3 separate regions of the Mus musculus genome follow, and regions 2 and 3 are each linked to region 1. Evidence: chromatin loops called from intact Hi-C (ENCODE). Cell type or tissue: left cerebral cortex. All regions are shown on one strand. Region 1 holds the start of Zic2 (zinc finger protein of the cerebellum 2). Region 2 holds the start of Gm25464 (a small nuclear RNA gene). Region 3 overlaps Clybl (citrate lyase beta like).

The links. Peaks named below come from ENCODE experiments on the same cell type or tissue, not always from the same donor. Only the 100,000 strongest peaks of a DNase experiment are listed, where the experiment ranks them.
Region 2: a loop joins it to region 1, with 2.5 times the contacts of the local background. A loop is called at or near these places in 5 of 42 quality-filtered maps.
Region 3: it touches region 1 in a loop (2.1-fold over the local background); 5 of 42 quality-filtered maps call a loop at or near these places.

What each region holds. Positions count from the first base shown.
Region 1 is chr14:122,470,598-122,478,597 of GRCm38, reverse strand. It overlaps Zic2 (zinc finger protein of the cerebellum 2), which reads right to left and starts at 3,214. Exons shown (of 3, transcript NM_009574.3): 1 at 1,851-3,214; 2 at 1-58. The coding sequence starts at 2,922. 2610035F20Rik (RIKEN cDNA 2610035F20 gene) reads left to right here and starts at 3,399. Exons shown (of 5, transcript NR_045046.1): 1 at 3,399-3,695; 2 at 3,996-4,150; 3 at 5,421-5,605; 4 at 6,909-7,207. In left cerebral cortex, no CTCF peak of the experiment used is centred here; DNase peaks (open chromatin) are centred at 3,520, 4,049, 4,399, 4,608 and 5 more places; H3K4me3 peaks cover 4,428 bases; H3K27ac peaks cover 3,521 bases.
Region 2 is chr14:122,383,464-122,391,463 of GRCm38, reverse strand. It overlaps Clybl (citrate lyase beta like), which reads right to left. Exons shown (of 8, transcript NM_029556.3): 7 at 7,142-7,266. Gm5089 (predicted gene 5089) reads left to right here. Exons shown (of 4, transcript NR_033326.1): 2 at 4,174-4,252. It overlaps Gm25464 (a small nuclear RNA gene), which reads left to right and starts at 3,304; the gene lies at 3,304-3,410. In left cerebral cortex, no CTCF peak of the experiment used is centred here; no DNase peak of the experiment used is centred here.
Region 3 is chr14:122,374,031-122,382,030 of GRCm38, reverse strand. It overlaps Clybl (citrate lyase beta like), which reads right to left. Exons shown (of 8, transcript NM_029556.3): 4 at 6,048-6,149; 5 at 4,154-4,247; 6 at 2,661-2,828. The region is part of intron 2 of Gm5089 (predicted gene 5089); the gene reads left to right. Among named protein-coding and RNA genes, the nearest start is that of Gm25464, 10 kb to the left of the region's middle. In left cerebral cortex, no CTCF peak of the experiment used is centred here; no DNase peak of the experiment used is centred here.

The DNA of each region.
Region 1 (8,000 bases):
CTGCTGTTGGCGAAGCGCCGGTCACAGCCCTCGAACTCACACTGGAAAGGTTTCTCCCCTGTGGATTGCAAACAGGGTGCTTGCTATGGGACCCCCAAGGACCCCCAAAGTCCTCACCAAGGATGCCAGGGTACAGAGTAGAGGGCAAAGGGGAGAGAGCTGAGTCTCTGAAACAGGTTGGATACCCCTACGAAGAGCCAACTAACAGGTTCTATCGTTTATTTCATAATTATGAAAATAAACTTCCCTTCACACTGACACCTATCTCCTTAAATTTCTAACGACTTTAGGGGTGCCCCTGGCCCTGTTCGCCTTTTTGCAGAGCTTTTTGGATTCCCAGCTCCCTAACAAGTTGGTCTAGCTATCGAGAAGCTGTTATTTTGACAAAATATTTGGGGCATTATCAAAATCACACAGGCGGCTGGGCTGCTGTCGTTTCCTCTTTGGAGCCAGTAGGCAATCATATTTGGAGATGCTGTGAGCTGTTTGGAGACTGGGATATGGAGATTGATTGAGCCAGTACTTATCATCCAAAAACTCTGCAAATTGAGTTAATCATAATCCTAGTATAATCGCCAGTCTTTTTTTTTTTTTAATGGGGGGTGGAGGAAATAAACATGAGAGATAAGGTAGTCTTTTAATGATTGTACCTCTCAGCAAATGGGTTAGGGGTTGGAGTCAGGAAAACCTTTCAAATTTTCCCTGTTTAATTTTCTGGAGGTTCCTACATCCTGTTGCCAGGATTCCAAATGCTTGGAGTCATTTAGAGGTGTGAGAACTCAAACGTCGTTCCACTTGGAAAGGGAACCAGTTAACGTTAAATTCCATTAGCACCTAAACTGTTTTTTAAAGACAACCGCTCAGACACAGGGCATTTCATGCAAATAAATTTCTCAAATTTTAAACCTTGTTAAAAGCTTGTCTCGCACCTCGCCTCCCTCCCTTCCCAAAAGAGAACAATAGGCCGCTGGCTCATCCCGACTTCGGAGTAAATATTGACGAGGGAAGTTGCTAAAACATTTGGCTTTCTTTTAGCAAATCGTCTTTTGCGATTTTGGCTGAGACCTGGTCGAAGATGAATAATCTGAGGCGAGAGGCTCGTTCTTTTGCGTCTCCTCTCACGATAGCCCCGCGGGGCGGTACTGCCTGGGGCTCTGGTTAGCCCAGGCGAGGGTCGAAGTTGGTAATCACAAACCCTCTGGTGCCCATTAGAGAATCTCACAAACTGCTGACAAACCACCGTCAGTCCCCTGCGACCCACCCCAAAATGGGCTTTAAAAACACTTTTTAAATGAGAACCTCTTTACAGCTTCGGCTCACACCAGATTCATTTAATGGGAAACAGTCCTGAGAAGGACGTTTGGACCCTGTGTAAAAAAAAAAAAAAAATGGGGGAAACACGAGCCTCTGAAAAATAGATAATCCACTCGGGGCAGAAAAGCTCAGTCAGACAAGCTGGCAAAATCCTTGCTATGCTCGCTTCCCGGACATCGAGCTAGAGCCGAATTGTTTTATTTTGTGCGCTCTATTTAGAACGGAAATATTGAGCAGGACGGGCGGGTGGGGGGTGGCAATCGCATCACTCCAAGCATATATTTGGTATTACGCTGATCGTTTAAAAGTTCAATTTCCGCACATGGAAAAATCCCAGTCTAATAATACTCTTACCATCCTCCAACAAAAACAAGCCCTGGCTGTCCTGCGCTCTCCCATTCCAGGTCCCTGGCTGATGGTCATTCCCCAACGCGTACGAACACACACACACACACACACACACACACACACACACGCTCAGTCTGTGCATTTATTTCTCCTCGAGGTGCCTCTTCCCACTGCTGACCCACGATTACCTGTATGAGTTCTTTTGTGGATCTTGAGGTTCTCGGAGCGTGCGAAGACCTTGCCACAGCCCGGGAAAGGACAGGGGAAGGGCTTCTCGCCAGTGTGCACGCGGATGTGGTTGACCAGTTTGTATTTGGCCTTAAAGGGTTTGCCCTCGCGTGGACACTCCTCCCAGAAGCAGACGTGGTTGCTCTGTTCCGGGCCGCCGACGTGCTCCACAGAGACGTGGGTCACCAGCTCGTGCATGGTGCTGAAAGTTTTGTTGCAGCTTTTCTTGGGATTGCTTAGCTGCTCCGGGTCGATCCACTTGCAGATGAGCTCTTGCTTGATGCACTGCTGCCGCATGTAGCGGAAAAAGGCACCAGGGTGGTGGTGGTGATGGTGGTGGTGGGCTGCGGCCGCTGCCATGTTCATCCCCATGTTCATATTCATAGGGCCGTACTGGTTGTGGAGCTGCGCCGCCGAGTAGGGGTCGGTCCGCGGGCTGGCCACTTGGCGGTATTGCTCCGAGCGCCCGAACACCTCGCCCGGCAGCCCTAGGCGCATTTGCCCATTGAGCACGTTCTGCGAGGCGTGCGGCCCGTGCTGCTCCGGGAGGCCAGGGAAAAGAAGGTGGCCCTGCGCGTCCGAGTGCGCGTGGTGAAGGCCGCCGGCGCCGGGTCCGAAGAGCCCGTGCTGCCCGCCTCCCGGCGCCGAGTCCCCGAAGCCCCGGCTGCGGAACAGGAAGTCCCGGGTGGAATTAAAGGGAGGCCCCGAATAGGAGCCAACGTGTGCGGCGTGGGGCCCTAGAGCCGCGGCCGCAGCGGCTGCAGCAGCCGAACCCGGGTAAGCACCCGGACCTTGCGACGTGAACGCCGAACTCTGACCAGGAGACAGTTCGTGTGCCCCGGGGTTGAGCTTGAAGGCGCCCATGTGCGCCGCGGCCGAGTCCACGAAGCCGTTCTGAGCTGCCGCCAGGCTCAGCTCGCGGTCCTGCATCTCGGCCGCCGCAGCCGCCGCTGCCGCGGCCGAGTGGTGGTGGTGGCGCGCGAAGCTGCCCACCCCGATGGCCGGGAACTGCGGCCCCGCGTCCAGAAGCATGGCCAGCGCGCCCGGCCGCCCCGCCGGCGCCGGTGAACCCCGCCGCCTGGATTTCCTCTTCGGATCGGCGAGGCGCGTCCTCTGGACGCCCGGCTCCGTGAACCGGCGGTGGAAATACTGGCGACTGCAGTCTCGGGAGCCGGGCTGGTGCGCCCGCCGCCGCCGCCTGTATCTGCCTCAGGCGGCCGGGCACCGAGCGAAGGCGCGGAGAGGAAGAGGAGGCGGCGGCGGAGGAGGCGCGGGAGGAGGAGGTGGAGGAGGAGAAGAGTCCAAAGCCAGGCGGAGAACCAAAGTGTATTAAAGGAGCTGCGGCGGGGGCGGGCGGGCAGGGCAGGGGAGGGCGGGCGGGAGGAGGGAGCGGAGGGAGGTGTGGGGAGCGGAGGAGAGGGGGGCCGCCGGAGGGCGAGCTCAGCGCCGCGGCCCCCACCCCTGCGCGCCCCCGCGCGCGCACGCACGCACGCACTCACTCGCTAGCTGCCTTGTACTGCCGGCGGACCAGGAGCCTGGCTGAGATCAGCGGCATCCGCCGAATGAAGTCAACGCGGCTGCGGGGCCACAGTGCCCTAGGGCAGTGGCTGTGCGCACACAAGCTGGCAGGGAGCGGACAGCAACAAGCTCCGCCAGCCCCAGAGCCTGGCGCACCCGCCGCTCCACCTGATCTCCGCAGGGGCGCTGGGCAGCCGGGAGGAGGAGGCTAGGCGTCGAGTCCACGGCGCTCTCGGGTGGCCGCTCCCTCCCCCGAGGCCTTGCTCACGCCGCCCAGAGCGCTGCCGGTATTGTTCGGCTTCGCGGTTGCTGCGGGGGTTTAGCCCTCTTGGCCCTCCGAGCTTGGCATTGGCGACGCCCGGAGTAGTAAACTTGCAGCGGTCACGAATTCCCCTAGATGAAGGAAACGGGCGCGTCGTCCCCTCTTTCTTTAAGTTGGGCTGGAGGAGGAGGGAGGGGGAGGAGCAGGGGAGGGGGGGACTGTGGGAGGGGAGAAGGCGAGGAGGGGGAGGGGAGCAGGGTGAGGCTAGTCTGAAAAACAATAACAACAATAAAAAAGTGTTCTCTGGTTCTCCCCCTTCCTCCAGCCGATCTGTTCTGGGCGCTAGTCCGGGAATGAGTGCTCGCATCAGCGAGGACAGAGCGAAGTCCTCGGCACAAGCAAATGCTAGGAGGCCAACACGAGTTCTTCCTCTCTCGCGGCTGCAGTGGGCAGCCTTCGCCACCGCCTCTGTTTATTTCGGTGGGCGCTGAGGCCGCAGCAGCAGCCTTTTATTTTTTTATTTTTTGTCCCCTCCTTTTCCTCTCCCCTCCCCCGCGTACCCGCCGGGTCTCCCGCCCGGGTATCCCTCCCTCCTTATCCAAGGCTCGGCCTCCTGGTCACACCGCCCCTTTAACGGGGACTCCCGCCCATCCCGCCCTCCAGAAACCGCTATTGGCCATCACGGCCTCGTCAATCCTTCGCCCAGCCCGCCCCACCTTCCCTGAGCCCCGCTTGGGTTGTGCAGCTGCAGCAGCGGCCCAACGCACCCATAGACTGGGCCTGCCAGCATGCAGGGTTTCGTTCGCGCGTCTGGCTCTGTGGCTCCCGTCACCAGCCGGCTAATTCAAGAGTTCAGCTGCGAGCCTAACGCGGTGCCAGGTCTATGGGTCTTGTCCCCTTCCGCCCGATCCTGCTCCCGTATACTTTGTCAGAGGCCACCAACTCCCCAGAGATTGCATCCACTACCAAAGTACACCGAAAAATCCGGGAACTCTAGTCCAAAGCACCCTTAGCTATAGAGTCACCAAGCCCGAGACCCTGAGGGAGCGAAGAGACTTTTCCTGACAAGGACAGGTCTTTCCCAGTCTGGACAGGCACTCTACTTTCTCCATTCTCACCTTGACCAATTTGCTTTGAGGCGTTAAAGCGTGGATGAAGGATGGTGGACACAGATAGTCAAACTTATCCCTTCTTTCCACTCCCTGGACATTCGTCTATACACCGCCCCCATCCCAGGCGGTGGTCCCCACCTGCCCCTGGGCGCACTTAGCTCACCCCTGCCCCCACCCCATCCCCACCTCCCCACCCCCCGCCCTGGCCGCTCATGTTCAGCTCAGATTACAGGAGTAAACTAGGCAGCAGACCCTGAGGGGCAGTTTAGACGTCATTTAAAGACAGTGTCTCCCTCCGGGTGGATACCTCCTGACCCGGTCCACAGCCACATTGGTTCTGGAAGTGGAATGCCCAGAATCAAGCAAGGTTTAGGCCTTAATTTGGCTGTTGCCGTATCAGAATCAGGGCCTCAGAAAAAATAAACTGTGGGGCTTACGGTAAGTGTCACTCTTTGGTGAAGCCACCGCAAAGCTTCCCAAGCGCCGCCCTCGAACCCAGGCTGGCTTCCCACTAAGAACATGGCTGTCCCACCGCCCTCAGATTGGTAAGAGGTAATGGGAAAGGGAATTGCGGGCCAAGAGTTTGGGGAAGTGTAAAGGTTCAGCCCGTGACCATCGTCTTCCTTCACCTTTCGCAGGCCTGAGAACTGCTTTTATTAATAAATCTCTGGAAACTGAGATAAAATTCGCGCAAGAGAATAACAACATACTTCGAAATTTATATTGAAATGAAATCACCAAAAACGCTGGAAGAAGACTCTTGTTGAGATTTGCTGCAATGAATATGAGCTCCTGCCTGATCAAACAACCTCTCAAACCTTAGGTGGGTCTGGCTCAACTGTTGGAGCCAACCTTTCTACCAAGGCTCCCTCTGTTTCCTCCGTGTTCCCCATTCCTTGGTAAGGGGGACGGGAGAAACGACCACAAGAAAAAGGCATCTTGACCGAAATCATGAGCTTTCCTAGAAGCTGGAGAGAGGAAATGGTCCTCTTTCCTCCCATTCCCCTACCTCAAAGGGCAGAAGCTACACTGGCCTGCTAGACCGCAGGGGGAGGGGAGGGGGGAGAGATGGAAAATATCTAAGCAGAAAGGCTTCAATCCATTTATTTTAAAAGCCTGCCTAATTCAGTCTTTCACATTTGCTTGCCTTATTTAGCAATTTATACTGAAAAGTGCATGTATTGGTTTGCTCTAAAAATACTACCACTCCCAATTTTTTTTTTTAACCTAAGATTGGTTGTGAGAATAACAGCCTTGCTACCCAAAGACCTTATTTCCTTCTTTCAAGCCCTCACACTTGTAGGTTTTCCTCTTCTACCACTTCCTCACCCCCCTCCCCACTCTTCCTTTCCTCTCTTTTTTGACCTATTCTCTCCTTTCGCTTTGATTTCTTCTTTGCTGAGCCCGCAATTCAGGATGGCGCGGCTGGGCGCTGGATTCGAGGGCCGAGCGTTAGGGCAGATGCCTTAATTCCCGCCGGAGAGCTCGCCGGCTGGGCCCTCCTGGCTATTCTTTCCCAGCTCCAGTTCTCCTCTCACTGCAGGAAACAGAGGAGCTGAACCAAGTTCAAAGTCATGTCTCGGTCCCCTCTTTCAGAAGTGTTTTATTTCTCTGCAAACCAGAAGAAGAAGAAGGAAAAAAAAAAAAAAAAAAACCTTTTCCTTCTTGACAGTTTTTTTTTTTTTAAGGAAGGAGAGGAAAAAGCGAGGGCAAGAACAAGTGTGTGTGTGTGTGTGTGTGTGTGTGTGTGTGTGTGTGTGTGTGTGTGCCTGTGTGTGCCTGTGTGTGTGTGTGTGCGCGCGCGCGCGCGTGTGTGTGTGTGTGTGCGCGCGCGCGCGCGTGTGTGTGTGTGTGCGCGCGCGCGCGCTTGCGAGAACGCGCAAAGGCTTTCAGGACTATTGCCTCAAAAGTAGACTCAGGTTCCTTAGCGGAAGGAAGGAAGGAAGGAAGGAAGAAAGGAAGGACAGAAGGAAGGAGTGAAGGCAGGCAGACACTGAGCAAATCATTTTTTTTCCAACAGGTTTCTAGAAAGGCTGCTCTGTCAAACTTCCCAAACCGGTAACTGTCAACGCTTGGAAGCCAGTTCTTTCTTTGTTAAGTTTCCCCAAATTGTTCTTTTCAAACAGGGCAAAACCTGCACTGGGCAAAACCTCAGCTTGTGGCTGAGAAGGATATCCGCCACAGGGCTCCTGGCAAGGGTACATTTCCCGGCGAGTGAAGAGAACCAAGGCTTGATCAAAAATTCGTGGTGTGTTTACAAGAAGAAAAATAAGGGATGAGGTGAAGCAAATTCCACAAACATCCCAGCAATCATGAGCAACTCCTTTTGAATGGTGTCTACTGTGATCTCTTATAGCGTGATGTGCACATACATACAGAAGAATAAATGCATTGCACTTCACCCACTGTGTTCTCACACACAAAGGTATACATTGTGGGAAAGGAGACACCAAATACAAACAACTTGGCTATCCACTGAATATATTATTGTGACTCTTGGCCCCAGTAACACTCCAATTTTTTTCCCTTAAAGAAAGGTGTAAAAATGGGGGAGAGAAGCTGTGAAGAAGAGTATGTAATACATTGTAGCTTAGGCCAAAATAATAACTAACATAATAATAATTTCCTTTTCTACAAGAGTTCTAGCACCACCTCCATCTAGCACCACCTCCATCTATATTAGAGGCAAAAATCCAACAAGATAATCAACAGGATATTAAGTTGAAGGTTACTTTTGATTCTGCTTTCTCAGCTATTACTGAGTTGGGTGACCCCCTGATACATGAAAGACCACATGTGTGCTCTGGGAAGCCCCCTCTATAAAACCCACATAGAACAAAAGCCTTTTGACATGACTTTAGAAAGGTATAATGTAAGAGGAGAGGAAGTTGTGAAAATCCTAGCCAAAGCTGTAACTGTTAAATAACATTAGGAAGGAGGCTATGAGAAGATCTCATAAGATAAAGCTCTTCCATGGCTTTGTATCTTTTCTCTTTATAATTAAACTCTGTAGTTCGAGCGGATTAAAAAAAAAAACCTCAATATAAAATATGTGCCCACCAGTAGTTTATTGACAGAGATGAAAATACTTTTGTACTTGTCAGAAAAGGGGAGAAGAAGCTAGAAGAACCCAGCCCACCCCCACCCTCCCATACTGGGTGACAGAAATTGTGATTTTGGAAAAAGAAAACTAATTTTCCTTGCTTCATCTCCTCTTT
Region 2 (8,000 bases), 87 kb after region 1:
GACAAATAAATTTTTGATAATTTAGAAAGGCAGAGAAAACTGCTCTCTCTTTTTTTCTTTGAAACTGCTCATTAAATATCCAGATCAGAAAAATGGCAAATGGTCAGAATAGTCTATAAAAACAGAATGAATTCTCAGAATGTGAAAAAGGGGAGAGACAGACGGATGAAGGGACAGTGCTCACACTTAGCTTTGTAAAGAGGAAGCATAAAATGACCTAGCTCTCACTCTATGTGGAAAAGGAAAGAAAGGTGTTATCCTCGGTAAGACTAACACAGGAAATGGGGGTGGGGGTGGGGTAACCACTCTGGAGCACAGCTTTGGAGGGGCGCCAGGCTGGCAAGGTTGATGCAAAGGAAGAGGAGAGCTGAGGTAAACCTCGGAGATGATCTTCTTCATCTGTGACCAGTCTGTGCAGGTGGAGGTCTCCATGGACCAAAGTATAAGGGAGATCCACAGTCCTTTCTATTTAAAAAGCTGTCCTCAAAGCCTCTGATATAAGATAGGCAGGTAACAAGAGTTACCTTGAAAATATCTGGGAGAATGACCCAACTGGAGAGAAGCCTTTGTTCTCAATATCTTGGATAAGGAAGATCAGGCAACACAAAAGCTACTTATTAAGGATTTCTCTGAGTATTGAAATCTAAAGGGGTTTCTAAATTTGCTAGGGAATTCAATCTTCTGGTTATAGTTCCTTAATTTGTTTTTGTTTTCTTTTCCTCAAAGTGGCTTTACTAAATGATTTGTGCATAAAATTCATCCATCGTCGGTGTATATTTTATTAGTGTTTCAGTAACTACATAGTGGCTATTCCATTTCTGATTCTCCTTCCCCCTTCTGTGTTTTTCTAGTGCAGGGACAGAGTACAGGGTCTCTCACACTGTGCCCTTAGCATACATGGCTAAATGCATAAATATTTTTATTTAGTTTAGAATACTTCACGGTAGGCTTGAGAGATATCTCATTGTTAGAAAGCTTGTCAAGGAAACAGGAAACCTGGGCTTGGTCCTTAGTACCACAAAAAGCTAGGGCTTCTGGGAAACTCCAGCCTGGAGGTGGAAGTGGGGACCAGAAGTCATCCTGGGTAACCAACTAATCAACCAAACAGTATTCCATGTCAAACATAAGCCGCGTTTGCTGACAGAAAGCCCAACAGTAAATGCCACATTACCCTGAAGTCTAGCCATTCAAGAGGCCTTCCAGGGGACGGGTAATGACAAGGTCAGGACAGGACTGGGATCGCAGGGAAGGTGGGGTGGGCACCCAGAGGCTGTTCCTTCTCCTTGTTCCATTTTGTTCAAGATCAGACGTGTGTCTGCGTACACATCTGAACTACCTGTCCTATTTGAATTTGATTATAATGGAAATACTTTTAAGATCTTATCTGGGGGCTGAGGAGACAGCTCAGTGGGCTAAGTCTTTCTGAACAAGCATGAAGAACTGAATTTGGATCCCTCACGTGCATGTAAAAGCTGGGTGCTGTAGGCAGTGGTATATGTCTGCATCCCCAATGGAGCTGGGGCGACCCGGGGTCTGCTGGTCAGCTAGTCTAGCAAAATGGCAAGCTCTAGGCTCAGTGAGAGAACATCTCTCAAAAAATAAGGTAGACAACAAGAGAGGAAGACGTCTGGTACTGATCCCTCGTCTCACATGGGCACACACCAGCATGCACACCAGCACAATACCCACACACAGACACACGTCACACCCACAAACACAAAGTTAACATATACAGTCCATTATTTGTGTGAGTATTTACTGGTATACAGAAGAAACCACGTTTGTACTATTTCATTTAAGAATGGGGGTCATAGCTTTATAACGATCTTGCATGTGAGAGATTTCCAAACCCTTTCTGGGGTCTTAGGTCTGACTATAAGACTCCTGGGATTTACCCAGCAACAAGAATAATACTTAAAAAAAAATTTTTTTTTTAGATATAGGGGAAAATGTGAATACAAAGTAAAGCTATTTCGTTATACTACCTTTAAGAATAGGTTTTAAAGCATTATATAAAGATTAAACCAATAATTTAAAAAGTTACCAACCCTAACCTATAAAAAAAATAAAAACAAAAACAAACCAAACAAAAATCCTCTTCTCCCTTAACACTGGACTGGCCATTTGCCTCTAAAAGCAATGCAGTTAGTTTTAAGCAGTGGGGAAAATTCACTACCATGCTTTAAATGCGTTTTTCTTTCTTTTATAATTGTAATTTGGTATATATCAAATCTGTCATAAAGTCTGTGTTGATGCCCTCAGATTTCCTAAGGGCTGGACTTTTCAGAGCTGGTATAGTGTACAGCTCTGAAAACTTTAAATGAACAGGGACACAAAGGGAAAAAGCAATTACTAGGAATCTCAGAAGTAGATCTCTGAATCTTTCACTTTTACCCGGGATTTACCCGGTGCTGTTGCTATTCAGAAATAGATGGGAAAGGCTGTGTGGGATGGGTGGCTGGGCGTGGACGGGGACACGCTGTCACCACTTAGTGGTGCAAATCTTTCCATGGACAAAGACAACAACCAAGTCTTTGGGTGGTTTGTTTGATCTGTGTGAAAGGGTGGCAGTGGGCTTTCTGGCGCTTGAGCAAGCGGGAACAATATTTTTGGCTGGAGAGATTTCTCCAGACTTCTCTCGGGGAGCCTTCAAGAGAGCCATCTGGATCCAACAGTGTTTCTTTTTGTAAAGCTCCTCTGCACTTGGAAGCGTAAAGGAAAGGTGCGGAGCTGCGACCACACCTATGAGAACTACTTGCCTTCTGTATTTAGAAGGGGTGATTTAGTACAGCTGGCAGTCCGAGAGGAAAGGAAGCAACTCCTTTATGCGTTAATAAGAGATCGCTTGTAATTGATGTTCCCCGCATAGGAAGTGTTTATTAATGTCAGCTCATTAGTCCACACTATTGCTCCTTCATGAGTAAAACCGGAACGTTCCAGTTACGTGACACTTATGGCGGTAACGTCACTACTGACCTTGTCTTGACCTTTATAACTGTTAATGGGACCTGGATCTTGAGCGAACACTCCCCACTCCCTCGGTGTTTAGTCAGCTAGTGAAGCTGTAATGAATGAAAACTGCTAAAAATGTTCACACAAAATCCTTCCAAACCCACATGACACACTCAGGGCAGTGATGGGATTAAAAAGAGATCGCCTGAAAAATGGAATTAAACTCAGGTTTGTAGCCAGATATAGCAGAAAAGTCATCATAAATACGATACATATATCCGCTATTCCTTCATACTCTCCACGCCGGAAGGAAGTGGCAACTCTTATGTTATGTTACGATCTCCTTTGATTGTGCCTCCTTCAGCAGCACAGATACTAAAATTGGAAAGACACTGCGAAGATTAGTTTTGCCCTTCTGCAAAGATGACATTCAAGTTCAGGAAGAATTCTGTGTTCTTACATGTTGGGGAAAAAAAAAAGATTTTCTTTGATGAGTGATCATTTTTAGAAGGCAACAAGCTATTTCTCGAGCTGTCATCTTTGTCTAGCAAGCGATGAATGAGGGGAAAGCCTGAGCAGCAACGTCATAATTCAGATGTGAAAAATACACAGGGTCAAATATGCTTTTATATATTGTATTAATACATATTTTACAGGTACTAGATTCTATGTAATTACAGTTTCTGTTGATCCCAACAGTAACTAATGACTTGAGAAGTTCCCACTATACTTATCCAGGTTTCACATTATGTAAAATTCTTAGTGGATTAAAAAAAGAAAAACAAGAAAAACAAGAGAGCTATGTTTCTTCATTAAGCAAACACTAAATCCAGTTCTGAATGGAGAATTTCCAGATATTATAAAATCTCCACAATGAAAAAAAAAGATATATAAATGACAAATGGATAATTTTAAAGAAAATCCTTTATACTTTTAAAGCAAATCACACGGAAATGATTTATCCCAGCTAACACATTTTACCAAATGTAGTAGAAGAACTAATGGTTTGCAGGTTGTATTTCAGAATACATTTTTTTTCTAGAAGGAAGGAAGAATCTGTCTGGTTAACAATGTTAGTTAAATTATAAATACTTTACATCCTGGGAATTAAAACAGGAATAGAGCATATGTTGAATGACCTTTTAGTAACGGATTTTAATAAGAGAAACCAAGCTGAAGTTCCAAATTTTAGCCAACAACTACTTCTGTTCTTATTAACAGGGATGGCTGTGCCAGGTAAAACTGACTAATCTCAACCTATCTTTTGAGCACCATTACCTGCCAAAGGGTCATAGAAGAGGTGAGTTGAGTAGCGTTATTTTTCTAGGGTGAATTGTTTTCTCACGTGCTCTCATACTAAGTGCATCAGACTCAATTTCCATGGAACTGCTAACTAAGAGAAAGGAACACAGGATGATGAAAGTCTGAGCCCCAACAACTCACCTGCTCGTGACATAAGCCTTCCCACGGTTGTCATTTAGAGAGATGGGGAAGAAAATGTAGGACTTTTCACTATTGCCACGATCAGAAAACATAACTGACCCACTGTTAACTGCCAGCTCTGGCCACGCTTCGGTGTAATTGAAGACGGGGGTGGGAGAAAAGCAAGGGTACATCGTAGTGCCTTTTTGGACTGTTTCTACTTAAAGGAATTAATTAAATGAAATTTTCATCAGAGGAGAGGGATAGGGCCTCGGGGAAACTCATGAGCACCTCACCAGGACGCAAGCCATCCATTTTCCAGCCTTGGGAGTCATCTGTGCTTTGGACAAAATATCCGGGAGTTCGTATTTTTCATAAATGGTACTCATTTGAACTAAGACAGATGAAATGTTTGTTGGAGGTGATACTTCCTACTGCCGTGAGCTTTTTTTATAGGGGATCTCTGCCAAAATAACCCACACACTATTTAAACCACACGAGCCCCTCAAGACCCAAGGCACCTACCTGCAGGCCCAATGTTTGAGGCCAGCTAGTTTATAGGCGCAGTGAAAGGATCATGCTAACTGGATAAAATAACCATATGTCCCCACCGGAGGCTCCATTACTTGAGTCATTTAAGCCTCTCTGGACAAAAAGCACCAGGGCCATTTGCTGTTGGAAATCAAACCTCCACAAAGTGGACATAGGAGAAATGACCTAATAGGTAATGCCGGCTTCTGTGTTAAGGAAAGCTGGCCTGCCACACTGTTGTGAAAGCGAATGCCCTAATTATACCCCAACAAGAGGGGCACTTCTTATTTGGAGAATGAAAAGGGAAAAAAAGCCCAGATTTAACATTTACATCACCATTATCAAAGGCCTGGGCAATTTTCCCTAGGAATAATATTTTCGAGATATAATGGAAAAAGTGTGTGTGGGGTGGGGTGGGGTGGGGCACAGTTTGTAGTCTTTATTCAGGAACTTAAGAGGCAGAAAGGGAGTGTTTCTGGTCTGACTTTTGTTTGGGAGCTGGTGAGGTGTGTGTGTGTGGGTTAACCTTTACCATCTGCTTATAAGGCCAGGTATCCATCTCAAGGGAGCACATGCTGCCTCAGTTTACTCTCTCAATATGCATTTACTGCTTGCACACTGTCCGCTGGTATAAGGCAGAATAGAGGAAAAGGATACATAGAGTGAATGTGTGTGTGTGTGTGTGTGTGTGTGTGCGCGTGTGTGTGTGTACACTTGTGCGTGTGTGTATATGTGTGTGTGTGTTTCTGCATACATACAGGTATGTGGGAAGGACATGATGGGGTTCGCATGTGTGGATTAAAGATTGCACAGCTTTTCTTTCTAGGTAAATATGTTCATTTACTGCAATCCTCATTTTGGATTGAAATACAGAAACAAATGTGAAATACAATTTCAACTTAAAATTACTTTTCTGTGAAATAGATAATTTTTTGATGGCCACCATTGACATGAAATGAAAAAAAAAAAAACAAACCAACCCTATTTTTCGTAAATTTGGTATATTGTCCAAATAGGATCTTTCCTATGTAGATATTCTGCCTTTGGATATTAAGCGTGTGTCTGTACAAAGGTTAGTCCGTGTGTGGAGCAGGGGGTGGAGAGGAAGAGGGAGGTGGTATGCTTGGTCAGGGTTGAAGGCAGACATCCACAGGGAATGACCTACTTAATGTTGTCACCCATTTGTCCAAGTCGTGGGACTTTCATGTGTCCTTGCAGCCAGGGATCATGTAAAGGACACTTCTCACATGGGTGTCACAGACCCACCACTGAAAACCAGATTTTGCTTCTCTGCTGTGTTTTTATTTATTTATTTTCACAAGGGTGAGTATTTAACATCTAGGACCTTACTAATCTTTTAGCACCCTTCCTCTCCTAAGCAGTTTTGAGTGGAGGGCATGGCAACTCCATTCCTTACAGAAGTCACGGGCTGAGGTGAGATTATCTCCAGGACAGATTTATAAAAGCAACGTCCCCCCATCCCTCTGAAAAAGAGGCAAACGGTATTATTGCAAATAACCTTTAAGATAATTAACTAACAATGCTGCAACTAGCATAAAATCTTCCTTCAGGCGACACCTAATTTAAGTGTTACTGGCACAAAGTGGAGACAGATTGTGCATTACCACCGCAATATTTACATAGCAGAAACCCACAGAGCGGGAAACGCCAGGCTCAATGAAGCACTAAATTAGAACAACCGTACCCAGTGTTAATTTGCCTTTCATTCTTTCCAAATCTCGGGTCCAGAAATCGGTACAAATCCATCTACAACCTCCTACTCCTAAATGACTAAACCCGAGGAGATGTTAGGACTTTTTCTTTTACCCCACCCCTCCCCACCCCCCAATTAAAATAACTTGAAATTTATTTCTTCTCTCCACAAGAACCATGTGGTCAAACTGTGATTGTTTCGTTGCAACGCGCTCCTACTTTGATCTGAAATCACTCTCATACAAGCGCCGTGTCGAAGACGACACGGCAGAGCCTATTCTGAGACTGCCAATACAGCTTATGAAGAAAATAAATAAGACGAGACAGGGGGACCAATTAGTGAGATATTTAGGGAAAGGAATAGTTGTCTACCTTCCGCAATTTTCTCATTGATAAATTTTATTTCCGTTCCACATTTCCCGTTTCTCCTGCCAAATGTAATGAGTTTTCCTTAAACCATCCTTGTCTGTAATATTTTAAACTCCAGCACCACTCAAATCGAGGTATCAACAAAAACATTTACCTTTCCCAGCTGCTGGTGTTCTTTGAAGGCAGCAATCAGCTCTTCAGCCCACTGAATTTTTTCTGGGGTTGGAGTAAACTGTTCCTGTACCACTGCGATCTGGTTAGGGTGGATCACCTGTTTACCTGCAAAGAGAGCAACCACACTGGAGGCTCAGGGCAGGCCAGATGCACCCAGCTGGGGACATCCCTGGATGCTTCATAGAGTGGGTGCTGAGGAACTGAACAGTACAAAGTAAGACCTGCAATCAGACACACTTTCCCAGAAAACCACATAAGAGCAAACACAAGTATGGGAGTTACTGCACTCTAGATTTACGTAGACGTGCGCCTCCAGCGTAGAAAAGCTCGCATTTTTAGTTACAGGTGGCTAGATTGGGCAGCTTGTTAAATAACTACTTTCCTTGGATTTTAACTGGAGAATGTCTGCAAGTTATCCATTATTTTGAGTTAAAGGTAGAGTGAAATTAAATGAGAATTCTCTCAAATTGTCTAAGCTGTCTAGTGCTTGTTTGCAGGAGGGAGGGGCGGGGGGGGGCTTGTGGTGCTTTCTATAGCTCATATACCAGAGACAGACAGTTATAGTTCAGCTCGCAGTAGATGTTATGATCATATCAATACCAAACACTGCCTTGGAATGATACATTTCATTTTTTTTGAGCATGTTATTTTAAACATGTCAATTTCAATGAAAATATGTCTAAACTAAAAGGCAGATTTGAATACTGTGGCATCTAGATTACTCTACTTCACATTTTTTAAATAGAAAGATTAGAGAAAATTTATCTGTTCCAAAATATATCTGGATCTTCCCTTTCTCCTGATAGTATGAGAGTTGTTTTGTCTTCAAATGATAAGAA
Region 3 (8,000 bases), 97 kb after region 1:
CGCTTCCTCCCACAATTTAGTTTCGGTCTCTTTTTATTATTTAAAATACCCTAAAGTTAATGTATACAGCCATTGGGATTGATGTTAAACCAAGTGGGGACTACATCCAATAAAGACGGCAAAAAGAAAACTACAGCCTACTATTTGATGTGATGCTAGATTTTCTTGAGGGAGGAAAAGGAAGGGAGAAATTATATAATTTTATTATAACCTCATAAAATAAGGCTGTACGTGTATGTACACACTTAAGTTTTCATGCTGAAGTACCGAAAACCCTTGCCCTGGTCCAGTCTCGAGTTATGAATAACAGGACACTTTGGCTGGTTTTTAGAGCCTTTGACCACCTGCTTCAGATAAGTATTGTACAGTTGGTGACAACACTCTGCCTTCTCCTCTTGGCCTCACCCCCGCCCCATCTTCTGCTGCTTCTCTCCCTCTCTCGTGCAAGGTTTAAGGTATCACAAATAAGTTCTAAAAATTAGTACCCTAGGATCCTGCGAGTCATAAAACACTCAGAGAGGGCATGAGTTAAAACATACACAGTCTCATATCTTTTGATCACTTTTTTTTTTTTTTTTAGTGTGCGGAAATATAGTCGGGGAAACAAAGACCTCTCAAAATCAGCACGTATGTGTAGAGTGTGGCCCCCCCCAGCTTACAGCTTCTGCCACTTGGAGGCACAATGGGCATTGTGCCCTCAGTGCCTCCCCGCACCCCAGCTTCCATCTTCCTGTGATTTAATGCTCCCTGTTGGGCAGAAACAATAGTGCCAGGTCCATAGGTTCTTCGTGCTGAGTTGGGCACAGTCTAGACATTTAAACCGGATTTGAAATAGCTTGTCTTCTGAGATTGAATTGGGGACCAGTTCAATTCAGTCCTGTATCTTGAGAAAACTTTGAACCCCAGAGGAAGCTGGGGGTGGGGGTGGGGAAGTAAAGCAGGGACACGAAGGACTGATGGCTGAGACCAGGGTGCCTGGCAGCCAGTGCCACATATTGTAGGCCAACCACATCGGTCTCTTATTAGATAGATTTCATGGGCCTTTTTCTCCCAACTTTTCCATTGGGGCCACATCCTGACTAGCCAGGACAGGCATGCCCCACCCACGTACTGATTAGCAGGAGGATTCCTTTCTCTCTCTGCCTCTATTAAATATAAGGAGAAAGCAGTAGTAGTTCAGATCCGTTAAGAAACATCGCTGTGCATGGGATCATATGTCTTTAAGCTTAAGAATTAGAGGTTCAGGATTATGTCAGTACTCTGTTATATATGAAAAGCAACATCAGTTTATTTCATTCTAAGATAGCTATACTATTGCTTAAGTCTTTCCATTTTGTTTCAGGATAAGACATCCTCCGCCAACATACAGTTTACATTCCAAGGTAATTTGTGAGACATGTAGTTGAAATCTGACTAGGTATAGTATCAAAATAATTTATAAAAGGGATAAACACCATTCCTTCCTTCTACTCCTTCTTGCTGGATACATTTATAGTTAGCAATCTTAGCACTTTAAAACATAAGAATCAATGAGAGAATGAGAGAGAGAGAGACAGAGACACAGACAGAGAGACAGAGAAAACACGTTATCATGTGTACACAACCGAACAGGACCATTTATACATAAGATTCTATTACGGTTAAAAAAAAAAAAAAAAACCAGAATTCCATTGCAAAAACCTGATTTTCAGTTTCCTTGAACTCACAGGGACAGGAGTGATGAGCACTGGTGACCGTCAGCTGCCTGCCTTTTCCCCATACAGACCCGTGAGGGATCCACTGACCCCGGTGCCAGCAGGTACCCACAGGTGGCAGCAGGTACCCACAGGTGCCAGCAGGTACCCACAGGTGGCAGCAGGTACACAGACACTTATTGGGAGACACAGGAGGAAAGAGGGGCTTCCCGTGGCCAAATGATTTTTAAAAATAGTCAGAAGTAAAAATCACAGGTAATATCAATTGAAAATTAATCAATACTTTAGCTATTTTAGAAACATTTTCTTATATTTCACCAATCTAAATCCTGACCTTTTCACTCTCAAACCCTCCCATCATAGTCTCATCCTTTGCCTGGGATCAGCTCAAATTAGACGATATACTTAAAGAGACAGAAAAGGAAAGTGTAAAGGAAAAAAATTCAATCAAATATTTTGCTTTGTGCCGGGCGGTGGTGGTGCACGCCTTTAATCCCAGCACTTGGGAGGCAGAGGCAGGCAGATTTCTGAGTTTGAGGCCGGCCAGCCTGATCTTCAGAGTGAGTTCCAGGACAGCTGAGGGCTATACAGAGAAACCCTGTCTCGAAAAAAAAATTATATATATATAATTATATATATATACACACACACACACATACACACACACATATACATGCATATATATTTGTAATTTGCAGAGACAAAAACAAAACAAAACAAAAAAAAACCAGACAACAAAAAAACCAAAAAAAAGAAAAAAGAAAGAAAGAAAGAAAGAAAGAAAGAAAGAAAGAAAGAAAGAAAGAAAGGCAACAACCCACATACAACCCAGGTGACGATCATCAGGTGCTCTCTGCTCTGTGCAGCCTTCTCATGTTACAGGGTATGAGATCCATAGACATCTATATTTTCTGGAATGCCCACTAATGCACACACTGCTCTTTAAGACAGCACCAGGAGTCATACCAGTGAAGCCCATGGCGGCTGCTTCCCTTGACTGTCTGAGAAGTCCGTCTTCATCTCGGAAGTCAATGTACACAAGATCTATGGCTTGTAGGCCAAAGGCTTTTGCCGTGACAACAACCTTCTGCCGGGCATAGAGGATGTCTTGGGTGTCTTTGTTGCTTGTTGCACCTGGAAGTGAGTTACGCTTTAAAAAGGGAGGCTTTAACCTTGGAAACCAAACCCAGACGTATACTACAGAAACCAGGTTATAAAGACATGCGCGCCTCCCTGGAAACTGTCTCCCAGAAAAGTAACTATTCCAATACGCAGGAAGGCAGGAATATAGGGAAGAAGTGTGGAATGGCATATATGTCTAGTGGACTGGAACAATTTCCAATACAATCACTCGTAGTTGCGTTTGGGAGAGGAAAGCGGATCACAGGGGCCCCTAGCAGATTTACCTCCTTTGTGCAATCACTTGGAGAGTGTCAGCCCAAAGATAACACTATAACAAGTGTCCAGGAAGCTGCGAGTGGGGGTGGGGGGTAGGGAATAGCTCACTTCTTAGGAATGGCATAAGCTGGTCTTGTGACATCTGTCCTCAAAGATGTCCTGATCTAGTGCTTTGGGGTTTGGTTGGACCTGGGGGCGGGGGGTGGGGGGTGGGAAGACCCTCATTTTGGGAGAGGCAGAAAGTGCCTGAATGCCTACTGTAATAAAATACACTTAGCTGTGGGACACACGAATGTCTCCTGGAAAGCCTTGTATTAAAATAAAATTTTCTTTTTCTCCCTGAGGGGAGGGAACGTGTCAGTGCTTAAACCTGGGCTATAATACCCACTGCTCAGGAAGAGTGTCCCCAGCCCACTGGAGTGTGGTTCTGAAAACAGTTTCTGTAACCTTGGCCAACCATAGTTCTAACTCTGTAACTCTCCAACCATAGAGACACCCGGAACAGGGCTCAAGGGATATCAGCAGGGCTGGTACAATAAATGCTCTGAAATATACACTAAGGTAAATTTACAATCTATCTTAAACAGGCCTTCTACATTTAACATAGAAAACACGGCATCAAGGCTCAGGCAGAAGCACTTGAACACTCCATTTAGAGGCTCAGGTCTTACGCTTAAGTGAAGACAACATATTTAAGCCAGCACCAGTAGTAGTAGAAACCGAGTAGACCCCATACATTCTTGAACATGCCTGAGATTGTGGAGGCTTTTATTAGTTATTTTATAAATGAGTAGAAATAATAAGGTGGGACTCTGGAAGCAGGAGATGGAGCCTAAATTATCAGGAAGTGGTGGTCAGTTGTCATGAAAAGGCACCATCGGGGCTAGCAAATACACATTATTATGTAAATGTCCCTTTGTGAAGGGGCAAAGAAGAAAATTCTCGAGCATGCGCACGCTCACACACACACACACATACACACACACACACACACACACACACATACACACACACACACACAACTGAGGGCAGGGGAGATGTTGGAGACAGATCTTTGACACCTATGCTGGCTCGAAAATCTTCTCCTCCAAAAACGACTGCATCTAGGCAAAGACCCACTTGAGGTCCAGTCTTTAGTGTTTCTTCACACACTGCCTGGAAAAGAGCAGAGCAGGGTCTCAGAGGCTGGGAGCCAATGCATCAGCAATAGAAAAGATCCAGATCCTAATACACTTAGGCTAAGACAAACTGAGATCTTCCTACAGCATTTCCTAGTCTTCAGAGAAACACCTCATACATACCTGCTCTGCCTGGTGGTTTCATCAATATGGCTATCACAGTTTATTATGTAGTTAGAACACTCCAATTATACAACATCCAATTTTCTAGATAACTTTTGGTAAACACTTTTAGCTTTTACTATAGGTAATTCATGTCTCTCCAGAATTTGCTTTTGTTTTAAGAGGACTCTTAAATGACAAACATAAAACCACAAGAGAGGAGAAAAAAAATAATTTTTTTAAAGCAAACTAATTGGATTATTTGCATTGGGATCAAGTAACGTGGTTTCAGGCTTACAGTCAGGCCATGCAACACCAATAACTTCAGAGAGAAAATAAAAATGCTACCAGTCACCCAGGGCGTGTGAATAAAGCAACTCTCTGACGCGTCTAGCTGAATGTAAAGACGGATCACGTTTGCTATAGATGTAGCTATGAGTCTTGGGACATGCGGCTGTAATGTACTAACATCTGTGTGGGTGGGGAAAGAGTGAAAGGAGTGGTGGAGATACTGTTGATTAATTTCAGGCATTGTGAGAGCTCCTAAGTACATTACTGAATAAAATGGCAAAATTGTGCTTTAAAATGAAACCACTGTGTGCATCTGATCCCAGCTCTGGGATGTGCTTTTGATTATACTCGAGGGTGCTAGGGTGAGCTGAGGACTTTGTGGTTGTTTGTCTGAAGGAATTGGTCACGAGACAGGGCTGGAGGCAGCCCCTAAACATTTGCACTGGGCCCTTCCTACACAGTCCTACAGATCTCCAAAGCTTCCTCTGACCCTGATTTACTTCATCGCAGGTCAGCTACTTCCGTTTTTTAGTGATTTTCCCCCCTCCTACTCTCTGGAGTGGAAAAAAATTAAATAAATCAAAATGCAAAACCGAAACAAAACAACCAAGGGCTAGAAACTTCGGGAAGAAGTACAGGGAGTGCTAGCCGGCCATTCAAAGTCAGGTGATGCGAGAGAGACACACACGTTCTGGGAAATGATACAAAGGCTTGAAGATCAAGAGGGACAAACAAGCTGGCTATGAATCTGGTAAGGCAGGTAGTGGTAAGGCAGCCACACAGTGGCTGAGAATTGGCTCAGCTCATCTTTTTTGAATGTGTGTTAGAAAATACTTTATGTTTGAAATGTGGCAAACTGAAACAAGAGGCTATTGATTATTTATACATAGGAACTATGAACAATAATCATATCTGCTAGGGATTTCAGATAATAGTACCAGAGCCCAGGGTATTTGCAGATGGAAAGACAACTGGTAGGAAGGGCAATTCAAACTCGGTATATAAAGGTGAAAAATAAAATTTCCATGTATGCTTAATCTATGCATGTACTAATTCAAAGCATATATGTATTCTGTGATTTAATTTTTATGCATACTCCAGGAACATATAAATGTTTGGAGACTGAGAAGACCTCTTTTTTCTTTTTTAACTAGTTTCTTTGTCTTCTAAGATATTGACAACCTTGTTATTGTCGCCGGACAGATAAGAAATGGCTTGAATAACTTACTTGGTTTATAAATCTTTCTTTAAAAAAAAATTTAAGTAGATGTTCAAATTAAAAAAAAAAACAAAAACAAAAAACAAAAAACCAACCAGAAGTTCTCTTTAGAAAATCAAAGTAAAATACTAACTCACATGACCACGCTAGGGATGGCTTCCTTACCTTAAAATTGAGCAAACCCATTGCAGTCTCCACAAAGGGGATTAAATTCATTGGTTGTTCAAGTTTTCGGCCTTTTAAGTGGAGTGAAAATTTGTCTGAAAACTAAAATCAGAGATGTCATAGGTGATTAGACAGAACAGAAGCTCAGCCCCTGAAATGCAGACAGAGCAAGGCTGAAAAGCCTCTGACCTGAGGAAATACCCTACCCCAGCCTCCAGCATCCACACAAAGGAATGGGGAGGGGGCAGGAAGGAAGAAGGAAAGCAGAGAAAACTGAAGGTAACAAGGTCCCCCCCACCACCCCAAATCACAGGGAAATCTCAAACACCACAATCCGTTTCCCTCAGAAAGGAACACTTTGAGGCCTAGGAGCGAGAGGGAAAAAGAGATCCCCAGTTTAAATGTTTCCCTGGAAAACATATTTACTCAGGACTTATCACCCTCTCTCCTCCACGGAATGCAAATGGCAGGCGCTCAGAACAAAGCAGACCTCTCTACCTGCCCTTCGGTTTTTTGTTTCAGACCCAACACCAACACATGTGCAACTGTTGGCTGCCTTTTACGTATGTGCAATCCGAATTATCCGTTATAGCGCCACTATCCTTTGTTCCAGAGGGTTTTCTTCATATATTTTTTTTTAAGCTTACCTAGGAAGACCTTAAAAAGGAAGTTTAATTCTTTGAAGACCAAAGCTTGCCAATTTTTTCCATGAGACCAGTTCACAGCTAGCTCTGTGCTGCCAGTGGGGTAGCCCAAATTCCAAAATCTATCATCTGGAAACATACAAAAGCGCTTGCAGATCCTCCACACCCCCGGTTCAAAAACAGGGGGAGGGAGCCCCGCAATCTAAATTGTAAATCTATTATGTCTATCTAGATCTAATAAGATGTGGGAAGATTAAAAAAGAAAGAGAGAAAGAAAGAAAGAAACACAGGTATAATAAAGATATTTTTGTAAATAAAGTTGAAAACATATCTATCCATTTAAATTTAAGGAATATTCAGCCATTAATGGATATCAAAGGAAAAGGGAATTTTAATCATCTCTCCATTCAGTCTCAGTTGGGTAAATCATATCTAAGAGATTTGCATAAATATAAACCATCAAAGACTTTTCATCTTCAAAGGGGGTTTCAAGACCCTATAAGCTTTGTACTGTAATCATCACAGGTCAACCCTGCAGGAATAGGGCTGCTATGGCAACATAAAAAAACTAATGCTTAAGGCTTAGCATAATATTCTCACTAATAGAAAGGAAACTCATTTTAAAAGCTGGCAGCCTATTTACCAGAAGCAGGATTAGAGGTGTTATTTCCCTTTTTACCTGCCCCTCCTTGCCTGCCTGCACCCCCCCCCCTAAAAATACCTAATCATTGGGATCTTTAAAAAGCTTTTGAGTGATTTGCAGTAACTTTACAATTAGGCTAAAATAAATCACAGCTTTCAGTAATGAAGAATGATTCCCGTGGCTCTCCGCCCCTCCCTCTTAGCCGGCGTCACCGTCACCTCTCAGTAACTTTCAGGGAACAGAATAACCCACCACACAACAGCCAGGGTGACGAGAGGGCTGAGAGAAAGCTCAGGGGCAACCTGTATGGTATCAGACGCCGTGAAAAATAAAACGTAATTTATGTTACAATTAAACTTGAAAATGAGTAGTGAAATATTGGTGGCTTGGGTGTTGAGTACTTAGCTACTGATTTTCTTTTCTCATTAAAAAAGAAGGAAAAAAAAAAGAAAGGAAGGAAGGAGGGAAAAAAAAGAAAACTTACAAGGCTACTTGAACTATTCTCTGGGATAGTCGTTACAACTGCAAAATTCGTAAAGTTTACAACTAGATAAATCTTTTACAAGATATCCCCTGTTCTTAATGAACAAAAATCTCCAATGCCTTTTGCTTTATAGTCAATAGGGGCATTTAAAAATTAAATATGCTAGCCCCTCCCCCATCCCC